Regions from separate parts of the Homo sapiens genome. Here region 1 is linked to region 2. Evidence: chromatin contacts called from ENCODE Hi-C or POLR2A ChIA-PET data. All regions are on one chromosome and are shown on one strand. The core of a region is the stretch at or near the end of the contact, and the rest is flanking DNA. Distances in the headings are between cores, read along the strand shown.

Region 1 (6,257 bases), core at 1,743-4,242, 260 kb after region 2:
CCACCTTCTGACCCCGGTAATTTAGTGTAGGCAAAGCTCCTAAGAGTAGCCAGTTTCTGGGCTGAGAGTTGCCTTTGAGATGGTTTGGCTTGAAAACTGCATCTGACTGGGAAAACCATGGCTAATGAGGCCAATTACATCTTCTCTCTGAGGGAATTAGAACTTAATTTGGAGAGAGTTGGCCAACTGCTGGCAAGATGAAAGACAACAAAAGACACACAGAGGGAAGACACCAAGAGGTAAACCAAGTCACAATAATGGAGATCCAGGGGGTGATCCATGAACTCCTCTGATGGCGAGACATGGTGGAGCCAAAACATCTTTGGATTCTGAAAGGCCTGTTTTGAGGTTATGAATGATGGATCCGGAGCATATAAATAATATGGCTTTAAAGAAAGCGTGGGTACAGATGGGTAGAAATGCTAGATATGGCTGGTTGATGCCAATTGTGACTACTATAAGTCCTAGTTGGCTCGAAGTGGAGAAGGCTACAATTTTTTTGATGTCGTTTTGTGTAAGAGCACAGACTGCTGCAAACAGGGTAGTGGTGGCGCCTAGGCATAGTGTGAAGATTTGGATTGTTGGGTTGTTTTCTGCCAAGGGGTGAAAGCGGATGAGTAGGAAGACTCCAGCTGTTCCTGTGTCCACGAAGCTCACTGTCTTTTCATGGTGCCGGGCTAAACAGTTGCGACTCTTGCTTTTTTATCTCCCCAAGCTCCCTTTTCATAAGCCTTTCATTTCTCAAGTGAAACTGAGCAAACTCTGTTCTAAAACAAAAGGCTAAGCAGAACATCTACACTGGAAGTTATGGTGATTTGGGATAGGGGGAGAAAAGAGTAATTAGAGGAAATAATGGAGAAAGTGAATTTAAAGTTGACACCACATATGGCATTCTGTCTTTGAGTGAGTTTCTTTGGTTTTTATTTTGGGGAAGACATAGTAGGTGTATATAATTATGGGGGACATGAGATTTTTTGATAAAGACATGCAATATGTAATAATCACATCAGGGTAAGTGGAGTATTGAGTGAGTTTTTTTGGCTCAATGAGAACAAGGGTATAAGAATGTATTTAGTGTCTAGTGTGTGTTGGGCACTTCACATAGTTTATTGCATTTAATTTAGTCTTGTTAACAAGATTATGAGGTACATTGATTGTCTCTTCCATACAAAAAAGCTTCACAGAGGTTGAACGACTTGACCTTGGCTCTCCATAAAAGGAATTTCAATTCTAGTTGGTATCGATGCAAAGACATTAGACCCTGATGCTTCTTATTGCATATGGGAATTGAGTGACTCTGGACACTGACAGGGGTCTGTGGCAATGATTGAAATATCCTTTTGGAACTTGGGACACATATAGTGGATAGCAGAGTCCATGGTCCATCTGCTCACTGACAGGACATTTTGCTTTCAGCCTTCTCTGTCTCTTTAATACATTACTGACCCTGGGCCCAATTGTCGTGCAGTTACTTTCTTTAAAATTTTCAGGATACTTTCACAAATAGAGCTGATATGGTTTGGCTGTGTCCCCCCCAAATCTCTTCTTGAATTGTAACCCCCATAATCCCCACATGTCGAGGGAGGAACCCAGTGGGAGGTGATTGGGTCATGGGGGCAGTTTCCCCCATGCTATTCTCGTGATTGTGAATGAGTTCTCATGAGATCTGATGGTTTTATAAGGCAGTTTTCCCTTCTCTTGCTAGCTCTCTCTTTCCTGCTACCATGTGAAGAAGGACTTCGCTTCCCCTTCACCTTCCACCATGACTGTAAGCTTCCTGAGGCATCTCCAGCCATGTGGAACAGTGAGTGAATCAAACCTCTTTTCTTTTTAAATTACCCAGTCTTGGACAGTTCTTTATAGCAGAATGAAAACAAACTAATACAAGAGTGACAGTTGATTGGCTAAAAAGTATAGGCTCAGAAAATGAAACAACTTGCCCAAAGCCACACAGTGAGCTTCTGCCAGATTCATGGCAAGAATACCAGGAAATGAAGGGGAAGGTAGAAGGAGGTTCCCAGAAGAGCAAAGGGCTTAACTGGCACACAGACTTGGGATAGCATAGGAACATCTAAGCCCGGTTGCCCATTGGCTGGCTGTGTGACTCACAGGCTGCTTGCTGTCTTCCTTTAGGCCTCTTTCGCCCCTTTCACCTATATGGAACTTGTTTCAGTAACAGGCACAAAATGGAGTCATTCACTACGCGCCTTGGCACTCACTGTGGTCTGAAGTTACAGGTCTCCTTCCCTCTCTCTACTCCTTCACACCATCCTGTATCTGGCTTTATCAGACTCACCATTCAAGTGTAACTGAGAAGCTGCCTCCTCCACGTCCCCTGGTCCCCAAATCTGGGTAAAATTTCCCTCTTAGATGCTTCTCTAGCATCCCGTGCCTCCCCCATCTCATTTATTGTAATACCTTATTAGTTCCCGTTTCCTTTACCAGGCAGCCAACAAAGATGACATTTGTCCTGTATGCCACTGCTGCTCCAGCATGCCTGGTACATAGTAGGCATGGAACAGATAATTGTGGAACAAATTAATTAATAAAGAGCCGTGGAGCCACAAACAGTAACCAATCCCAAGACGTTTAGGAGCCAACCAAATGAAGGAACAACAACAGCAGTGCCTGCTTTCCGAGTGGCCGGTGGACACCAGGCATTCCTTTCCATCATGTTATTTAAATCCCTAATGGTTCTGCGAAGCAGGCATTCTCCTTCCCCTTTGAAAGGCTGAAGGTCAGAGATGTTATATGAACTGTCCAACTCATGCACTATCAGAGGCTGAGATTCAAAGACTTGCTTCTTTGATTGCAAACTCGTGCTTGGAATCCAGAAATCCAATAGGGAATCAGAGCAGGAGAGAAGCGAGAGTTCCCACACCCTCCCGTGCTGGGGAGCAAAGCAGTGCATGGGTCACATGGGGCTAAAGCAAGTGGCCTGCCTGGTTTCCAGGCCCAACCCTGGGGCAGCTGCTAGGGATAGGGCTGCCTGCCCTTAGTGAGGCTCCTTCAGGCTGCCCTGGAAGGCAGATTCCCCAAAGCTTGATTTTGTTTGTCAGCATTTCTTGTTCTGCCCACGCAACATTTCTTTAGAATCTGGAGTAAAACCAGCACTGTTTTTCACAATCAAGTTTCTCCCATTACCCAGGAATAGCCAAACCGACTGGGCTGTTTCATCTGCTATTTTTTGGAGAGCTTTTGTGCTCCCCCTTGGCGGACCTCTTCCCCTTCCCTCAGTAAGGTTGAATTCCCTGATGGTAATCCTAATTATAAGCATATGTTGTTGCTCTCAGCTACCACTGGACTTGCAAGCTTTCGTTTTAAAGGCAAAAAATTGAAAGTTGTTTTTGGAATATATTTTCTGTCAAGGGGCAGTTTCTGTGGACAGAAAAGTGATTGTCAAATGCATTCTTGGAGCAGATTTGCATACTAAGCATGAGTTCGAACCAGGTAGCCATGTCAGGCAATTACTGCATCAGCAGAACAATGTTTTATAGCTTAATGTGATGGTCACAGGATCTGAGTCTCAGAGACTTGTTGGCTTACAAAACGTTAGTGGGGAATTGAAAGCTCCAAAAAGCATCCCAACGATCTTTACAAATCAGTTCGGGAATTAGTTCAACAATCAGACCTTTTTGTAAGCAATGTTCCTTTATTTAACTGATTGTAGTCCCTTTCTTCAGACTCCTCTCCTCTGCAACAGAGCAGCACGCATTCAAGGGCAAGCTGTCTGTGTCTTGGCTGGCTTTACTCCAGGCATCTGTGTAGCGATGGGGCAGAAGGGTGTGGGTGGAGGCACTGGATGACATCTTGGCCCTGTTTACTAAGTGGGTTGGATTTTGGTCAATCTGGCAGCCTGTTCACCCCCTCCACCCTGTCCCTTCTAAGGTCTCTACCATGTTACAGAGGAGAAGTGGGGACTACATATTCCCAAATCTCCTTCCCCAGATTTGCCGGCCAGGGAGACATACTTGCACAAGATTTGGAAGGTTGAAGAGCAGGAGAAGCTGTGATTCTCTGGAGGCAGTTGTAGCAGGGATGTGCACAGAGGTGAAATTCACAGAGGCCTCCTGACAACTGCTTGAGAACGACCTGCTTCAGTGCTTCAGGCTGACGACTTCAGCGGTGGCTTCTCTGGCCTCCACTTTCCAACTCTTCCCTCAGTTATACAGCCCTCTAATTCCAATAGTGGAATGGATAGACTGGCTCCCAGTTCACTGAAGGAACCTGGTTAATGCAGGATATTTTTCAGAAAAGCATAACACTTCACAGAGCAGGAACTCACCAGCCATTTCCCTCAGTTATTTCTTACAGAATCACAGTTTGCTGACGCCGAAGGAGATCTTTGAGATCATGTAGGCTGATAGTTCCTCAAAACTTGGATTTCATTGACAAATGTAATTTTTTAAATTGTATGTGACTGAGTTGGGATTCACAATGATTATTTTGCTGAGAATATTTTTACGTGTTTTTCAAGTAAACTATCACAATCATTTTTAGAAGAAAAGGCATTTAACATCGTGCTTCAACAAAGCAGACTATAACATCGGTATAAAGGATATTATTTTAGAGTGAACACATTTAGCTTTATGCAAAGTTTGCTACAACTTGCTTTTTTTTTTTTTTTTTTTCCATTCTATGGCAGGCAGATCTAAGCTGCAGTCTTCATTTTACACATAAGGAAACTGAAGCCCACATAAAGTAGGTAACTATCACAGAGTTTATTCTAGGCAGCGCTAAGACCAGAACCCAGTTCTTCTTGTCTTTAGCCTAAGGTTTCTCAACCGTGGCACTATTGACATTGGGGGCTGGATAAATCTTTGCTGTAGAGGATAGGGGAGTTATCTTGTGCATTGTAGAGTGTTTGGCAGTATCCTTGGCCTCGACTCACTAGATGCCAGTAGCTCTCTCCAGTTGTGGCAACCAAACGTGTCTCCAAGCATCACCAAATGCTTGTCTCCTGGTTCAGAACCACTGCTCTGGTCTAAAGGAACTTCTATGCTAAGTTACTTGTGAATGCATTTTCACTTTTATCACCAATGACACAATTGTAAAAGAAGCAACTTTTTAAAATATCAATTATCTTTTAACTGAAGACAAACAAGGAAGAGATTCTTGGGGCTTATGACAAAGGAAGAGGCACGTAGAGTATGGGGAATATATGCCGGGGAGTTCTCATGGGTGCAAGCCTGGGAGACAAATTCATAGCATACCAACAGTTTGATTAATTAACTTCATTATAATAGCTCCTCTTTATTGAATGTGCTGAGCTAGACACTTGGCAAGTATGATCTCATTTTTTTCCTGCTCAAAAAATCTGCAAGATAGGTATTTTTAATCCCGATTTTGTAGAGGTAGAAACTGAGGCTCGAAGAGATGAAAGCTACCTACCTGGAAAGTGAAAAGCGAACCAGATCTGCCCAGCTGTTTTCACACTGCTGGTTCTCCAGGTGAGCCAAGTGTCTAAGTTTCAGCGGCAGAGGAGGCACTGGCATCAGCATTGCCCTAGCATCCTGCCCCAGGTAGCCAGGCATGATCAGGTCTGCAGGCTGCTGCTTATGCATGAGATTCAAGGAAAGCTGGTAGGGCTTAGGGGCCCATTGGCACCACAGTTTCTAGATCCGCAAAGAGACTCCTGGGATTCCAGATGGCTTTCCAGTCTTTTCCACTTGTCTCTTACAGAAGTCTTTCTAGCTGAGTGGTCTTCCTTTGGCCCCCTGGAAACTCTCATGATTTTCTGATTTTATTCATTCTGTTCCTCTCACTTGAATGCCCATCTTTTCATCCACCCTACCAGGTAGGTGAATCTTGTTTTGTAGGATTCAATTCATGTCCTACCTTTTCTATAAGATCCCCCCGGGCCAGACCAGACTTTTTTTGCAAAATCCTTTAACATCATACTGCTCATATGGTTCTAAGTGATATCCCACTTACTGTTGCTAATCTTTTCATAAAAGTGCACATTTATTATACTTACACTACTGGATATATATCCCTGGAAACAAGAACCTAGGATGTTTGGTTCTCACATTGATCCTGTACTTACTAGCTGTGCAATCTTAACGATGTCATCTAACCTTCCTGAGGTCCAGCTTCCTTATGAAATAAAAGAACAAGGATATTTCCCCTGTCTGTTTCTGTAAGGATCAATTAAGAGGGCAGATCAAAGTCCTTTACAAATTGTAAAACTCACCATAAATGTTTCTATTATGATAATCGTTATAATAAAAATGTTTTCATACCATCTGTATATAATA
Region 2 (5,929 bases), core at 1,052-3,551:
GTGCTGGATTGCTTTTCAGAGTCTTTGTACCAATTTACATGGAGTATTTCTATTTTGGGGACCTCCTCCTGGAACAGGGAAAGATTTTCTAGCTCTAGAGAGAGAATGACCTGTAGTAAGATTTGGATCAGAATTTCACGCTTTGTAAATCATTGATTTTAGATTTCTCCCACTTTCTGTATTTATTTACCTTCTATTCTCTTGCAGTAATTTTAGAAATGGCATTGGGAAAATTCCAGACTGTTTCCATGGTACTCAGAGCAGACAGCAAAGGGAGGTTTGGTCCATGCTTTGGATAGAGCTGCCAAGAATGGGGGACCGTGTCCTGTAGTGGGGTGGGGCGGGGAAGGGGTCCAACCTATGATGGCAAAAGGAGACCAAATGAGATGCTTCGTGGGAAAGGTGACACATGGGGTTGTAGTGATGGTGATGAGGAGTGGAGATTTGAGCTGATCCTAAATTTTGGAGGTTCTCATTTTGGTTTTAACAAAAGTAGGGTTTCTTGATAGCAGGCTGGACTGGATCAGTGATTTTCAAATTTTCCTTCCTCCTCCTGGAACTTTTGGATTCTATGGTGGTGCTTGAGTTAAGTAAATGATTTTAAGGTCATCTGCACCTAATTTAAAACTGTGTTAGTAGTGGTAATAAATATCAACACATACACATATAAATGTATATAGAATGTCATATTTTAACACCACGTGGACCTGAAGGTAGACACGTACTAACTGGTTTTAGAGCAGACTTTGAATGAAGCATCTCTCTCTTGAATTGAGGAGGGCTCTGAGGCTGGAAGGGCAGTGTGATTTGAACAGCTGCAGCAGCAGCAACATTGTCCATCAAACCAAGATAGACTTCTATCTTGGGGAAAGTGAATCAGAAACTCTATGTTACAGAGTAAACAAAACAGAATATACAGCCCGGATGCTCAAGCAGATCGAAAACTGCAAATGCCCTGTTTAACTCTCAGCTTTAATCTGGTCACAACAGCACCCATGTTCTCTTTGCTAGACTTTATTATATATATGCAGATAGATACCAATCATTTTTGACTGTTATATGTACAGCGGGTCCATTTTCATTTGAAAGAGAGTTCCTCTGAGGACCCTTTCTAACACTAACATTTTCTGATCAACAGGCCGACTTTATCATCCCATTTGATGGATGGATAAGTTGAGGCATTAAGTAAAGTCCTGCAGAGAGCTAGCTTTGCAGTTTAGTCTCTGTCAGATTTTGAGCAAGTTAGTTTAGTTCCCTGAGCCTCAGTGTTCTCATTTCTAAAATGGGAATAATAGTGTCCACTCTGCAGTGCCATTATGAGGGTGGAAATGAAACCCAATCTTTTCCTTTGCTCAGTGGCTAGGCTTTGGGAATGAGCATCTAATTCACATTTGCCAAATGCCGACTCCTCCCTCTTGTCCATGCTGGCCTCATTCTTGCCGTGACTCTATTTAATGTACTCTGGTAAGTTTTAGGCGTAGAAGAGGAAAGAAATATATGTATTGCCTACATACCTATTGGAACTTGGGATCCTTTAAAACATGCAGTCTTATTACAGTGATTCTTCTGTAATAGCAGTATTTATTTTCTGGTCTGGGGAACAAAAGCCTTCTTTTCCTTTCTTCGATTAAGAAATTAAAATCCAGTAGCATAGAATCTCTTAGAATCATTTCTTGTATTGCTTCCTAACTTGACCTTAACATTCTGTGTGACCTTTCGAGGCCCTTTTTACCTCTCTCAACCTCTGCTTCCTGTAAAATGAGGTGGTTGGGTCAGGTGACATTAACGGTCCTTACAGCTTTTCAGTTTTTAAATTCTACGAAGACTTAGGAGTAAAACCTTGAAGCGTTAAGTTTCTTTTCTGCGGGGGGGGAGAAAAATTACTGTTCTTTTAAATTGGCCACGTGGGGTCGCTAGTGATCTAAGAGACTGGTTCGCGAAGGTGGTACTGTAAATGTGTGGTGCTTCAGCGAACAGATTCTGGGGGTGGTTTATGAAATTTTCTTTTTGTCTCTCCCTTCAGCTCCAAAATTCACTCGAAGACTTGATCACATCATTAGTGTTGAGAGAATCATAAGCAGCTGCCAGAGATTGTGTTCAGAGCCAGACCGTGGTATCTCATGCCCACCTCAAAAGAAAAGAAAAAGGAAAAAATCATGGTAATCCTGGGGTGCAACTGGCTCTCCTTTTAGACTCTAACTCAAGCTGCTACATAATGTGGTCTTGCAATTCCTTGGCTTGAGAAGTAGGTCCTGCAAAGTTAAACTGGATGGCATAAAACATGCCTTAGTGATGGAGTCAACCTTTGTCTGGAAGAATCTGGAGTTACCAAAGGCAGAAGCATGGCAAAATTCTCACTGAAGAGCTGATGAGTGTCTCTCTTGGCAATTTTCCTGGTGGGCTTTGCTGATGGTTGAGGTGGGGTGGGGTGGGTGGCAGCAAGCTTGAATGACTGTAGAAATCAGGGAGGGTTCATTAAACAAAAAGTAAATAAAATAAAACAAAAATCTGGAAAGCTCATGTATCTTCCCACACCAGGGACAGGGTACCCACAGCATGCTCGGCACAGACCAGACCCTTTATGGAAAGTCAGCTGAACCTTGCCCTCGGCGTGCAAGGAAAAAAAATGTCTTTTCTGCCAGAAGTGTTGTATAAACATCCTTTTCCTACGATCCTGGATCCTGATCCTCTAGCTCCAGGACCCAGAGGAGCGTGGGGAAAGTATCTTAATGTAGACAGATTTCGAACTCCTGCTGTCCCTTTTCAGATCGTAAATTACCGTTAATGCTGTTTATACTCTTCCCCCTTCCTCTCTTAATAGTTTTAGAAACAGTAATTGACAACAAAATAGAGCCGCAAAGGGTGTAAGGGAGCCCTGCTTGGCTGGCTGAGAAGCAGCCAACTAAGTATCTGTTCATCATGTACGTCTCTGCAACAGAAGTAAAAGATTTACCCACACAGGTGCCCTTCCTTGCTTTCCTTTCGTCATTTTGCTGTGATGGAGCAGGGTACATCTCAATTTCAATTAACTGGAAAGAGAAAAGTTGCGTGTGTTTGCGTGCTTTTTGTCCACCCTGCTCCCTGTACGGGAGGCTGTACAAAGCTGGTGTGGGCTATGGAGCCTGGGGAGGAAGCTGCTCAGAAGTGGATCCCAGGATCTCTGTGGTTCTCTCTGCCCGGGTGTTGTCTTGTTTTGGGGTGCACGGTCCTCGGAAGCAGTTTCCTAAGACAATTCCAGCATGAGGAATATGCCCAGGCTTGAAGTTGGTGAGAGCTGGATTTAAATCCTAGATCAACCCACTTATTTAGCTGTCAACTTAACCTCTTAGAGTCTCAGTGTTCTCCTCTGTAAAATGGGGATAATACAGGTTGAATACCCCTCATCCAAAAATCCAAAACCCGAAATGCTTCAAAATGCAAAACTTTTGGATTTCACATCCAAACTTTTGCCATTGAATGCTGACACAATGTTCAAAGGAAATACCCATTGGAACATTTCAGATTTTGGATTCTCGGAGTAAAGATGCTGAACGCATAAGTATAATGCAAGTATTCCAAAATTAGAAAAAATATCTGAATTCCAAAATACTTCTGGTCCCAAGCATTTTGGATAAGGGATACTCAACCTGTAACAATATTCCCCTAAGGGAGTGGTTTGGAAGATTAAATAAAGCTGTGTTTGTAGAAAAAGTGACTGAGGCCTAGCAAGACATCCATGAATGCCTTTTCTTTTTTCAAAACCTCTTGACTTGTGCTGTCCAAGGTGGTAGTCACATGGGGCTATTGAGCACTTGAAGTCTGGCTACTTGAAACTGACAAGTTCTGTAAGTAGAGAATACACACCAGATATCAAAGACTTAGTAGAGAAAGAAAATAATGCAAAACATCTCATTAATAATGTTTTATACTGATTACATACTGAAATTTTAATACATTGCAAATATTGGATAAAATATATTCTAAAAGTTAATTTTACCTTTTTTAACTTTAAAAAATGTGGCCACTAGAAAATTCAGAATTGGATATGTAGCTTGTATTTGTGGCTCACATTATGTTTCTCTTGGGCTGTGCTTCTGTAGTTTCTCTTTTACTCACCTTCTATTCAAATTCTTTCCTTCTCTTAAGGCCTAGCTCAAGCTTTGCTGTCTTTTTGGGTCCTTTGGGTCAATCTCTCCCTTCCCTAAAATCTCCTAGGGGTTTTGTCATGGAGAGACAGTCACATAATGTGTATTTGTGGGCTGAATTTAAGCAGGAAAAACATATAAAGTGTTTAGCCCAGTGTCTGGCACATCACAAACAAAATAGTATGATTCATTTTTTTTTTTTTTGAGATTACCATTGGAGTCTGGCTACCTAGTTCAGAGCCGGTTTTTTTGCTGCCTTGCATCCTTCTCATGTGTTTAGTCTCTCTTCCTTGTGTGTTTAGTCTTGTTGAATATGCCTGTGAGGACAGAGAACCCGTCTATTTTTCCTGGGTTTGTTCTTAACCCACGAGGCAGCTCTAGCACAATGGATTCTCCCCTATGATTATTCACGGACAAAGCCAGCGCCTGTTGACTAAGCTGTCATCTTGGAGTCATTTGCCATTCTTTCCATTCTTTCCTTCATTCCACAGGTATTTGTTCTTCTTGGGATGCTTTTTCACCACTCTTTTCTTCATTGAGCTAACTCTTTTGCATCCTGAAAACAGTAATCGAGGTCAACATGTATAGCACTCACTATATATTCACCCTATTCTAAGTAGTTTATGTATATGAATAAAGTTCATCCTCACAACTGCCCTGTAGGGCGAGTATTGTCATTTAACTCATCCTTCAGATGAGGAACCTGAAACACAGAAATTAAGTAACTCATCCAAGGCCACACAGCTAGTGAGAGGTGGGGGCTGGATTCAAATCCAGTACTACAGTCCCAGAAACCATAGTACTCTGAATCACCAGGCTCGAAGTCATCGTCACCAGAAGCCCTTCTGGAACACTGCTCCTAAATTTTCAACATACCACTTGGCCCTTCCATCACACCCAGCCCCATGTGAGTATCTGTCATAGGCCTTATCCCATATGATTACAATCCCTGGTTTCCTCTTCAGTTCCCCTCATTGCCCTGTGATCTCCCTGAGGATCTCAGTGAATCCCGGTGAAAGAAGGAACATGGCTTTAGGCTGCAGGGGACAGATTCTCCCAGAATCCAAAGACATGAGACTTAAAGAAGGTCTTCCTCTTTCATGTCATCAAACTGTTCATTTTTTTCCATACCTCTTTTAGCAATCTGTAACCGTCTTGTTTGTTTTCATTTACTTGATTTAAAAATAAAATAAAATAAAAAAAAACTTTTCCTTCCCCCAAGAATGAAGGCAGAGAATTTATCTGTCTTGTTTGCTGCTTTACTTCAGTGCCCGGCACAGAATGTATATTCAGTAAATATGTGTCAGGTGAGTAAATGAATGAATGAATTTATTGTGTTTCTGTTATGGGCCAGGTACTGTGTAGACACCATGGTTCTTGCCTTCACAAGGTTAACAAGTTTATGGAGGGTGATGGGGAAGATGGCAAGAGGCAGTAACTATATAGAAATGGAGAAAGAACAGGGAGCTTGGCTTCTCATTGAGCTCCTTTCTGTCCATTGATGGCAGTTGATGGATTTGCATGAGAAGAAGAGAGAATTCACAGAACTAGCGTTATTTTACTTTCTGTCTTTACAGAGGTATATTTGGCTGTTTTGTGAGACATTCTGGGAAGAAAAAACAAACAAACAAAAGAACAGGGAGTTTGGAGAACCAAAAAGAAGAAGGATTTAGCATTGGGTGAGGGGAAGTCCAGAAAGGGTTTCTGCAGAAAGTGACAACTAAGAGACCTGAAACATAGTTGGGAGATGACCAAGCAGAAGACAAAGGAAAGAGCTGAGTAAGGAAGGAGAAGAGAGATGTTTC

The links. Hi-C counts contacts between places; a loop is a spot of excess contacts on that map. ChIA-PET counts read pairs that join two places held with the same protein, here RNA polymerase II (POLR2A). Pooled maps may share reads with other maps.
Region 1: a loop to region 2 is called in a pooled map, with 2.4 times the contacts of the local background. The contact joins two enhancer-like sites. A Hi-C loop is called at or near these places in 1 of 50 pooled maps. POLR2A ChIA-PET finds 5 or more read pairs at or near these places in 2 of 52 experiments (RWPE1 and naive thymus-derived CD4-positive, alpha-beta T cell).

The regions. Positions count from the first base shown.
Region 1 is chr4:17,056,254-17,062,510 of GRCh38, reverse strand. It overlaps the pseudogene MTND5P4. Among named protein-coding and RNA genes, the nearest start is that of LINC02493, 130 kb to the left of the region's middle. Within about 2 kb of position 2,992, at least 6 of the 41 ENCODE cell types and tissues checked have a DNase peak (open chromatin) inside an H3K27ac peak, as active enhancers do.
Region 2 is chr4:17,320,548-17,326,476 of GRCh38, reverse strand. SNORA75B (small nucleolar RNA, H/ACA box 75B) reads left to right here and starts at 5,595; the gene lies at 5,595-5,731. Within about 2 kb of position 2,301, at least 2 of the 41 ENCODE cell types and tissues checked have a DNase peak (open chromatin) inside an H3K27ac peak, as active enhancers do.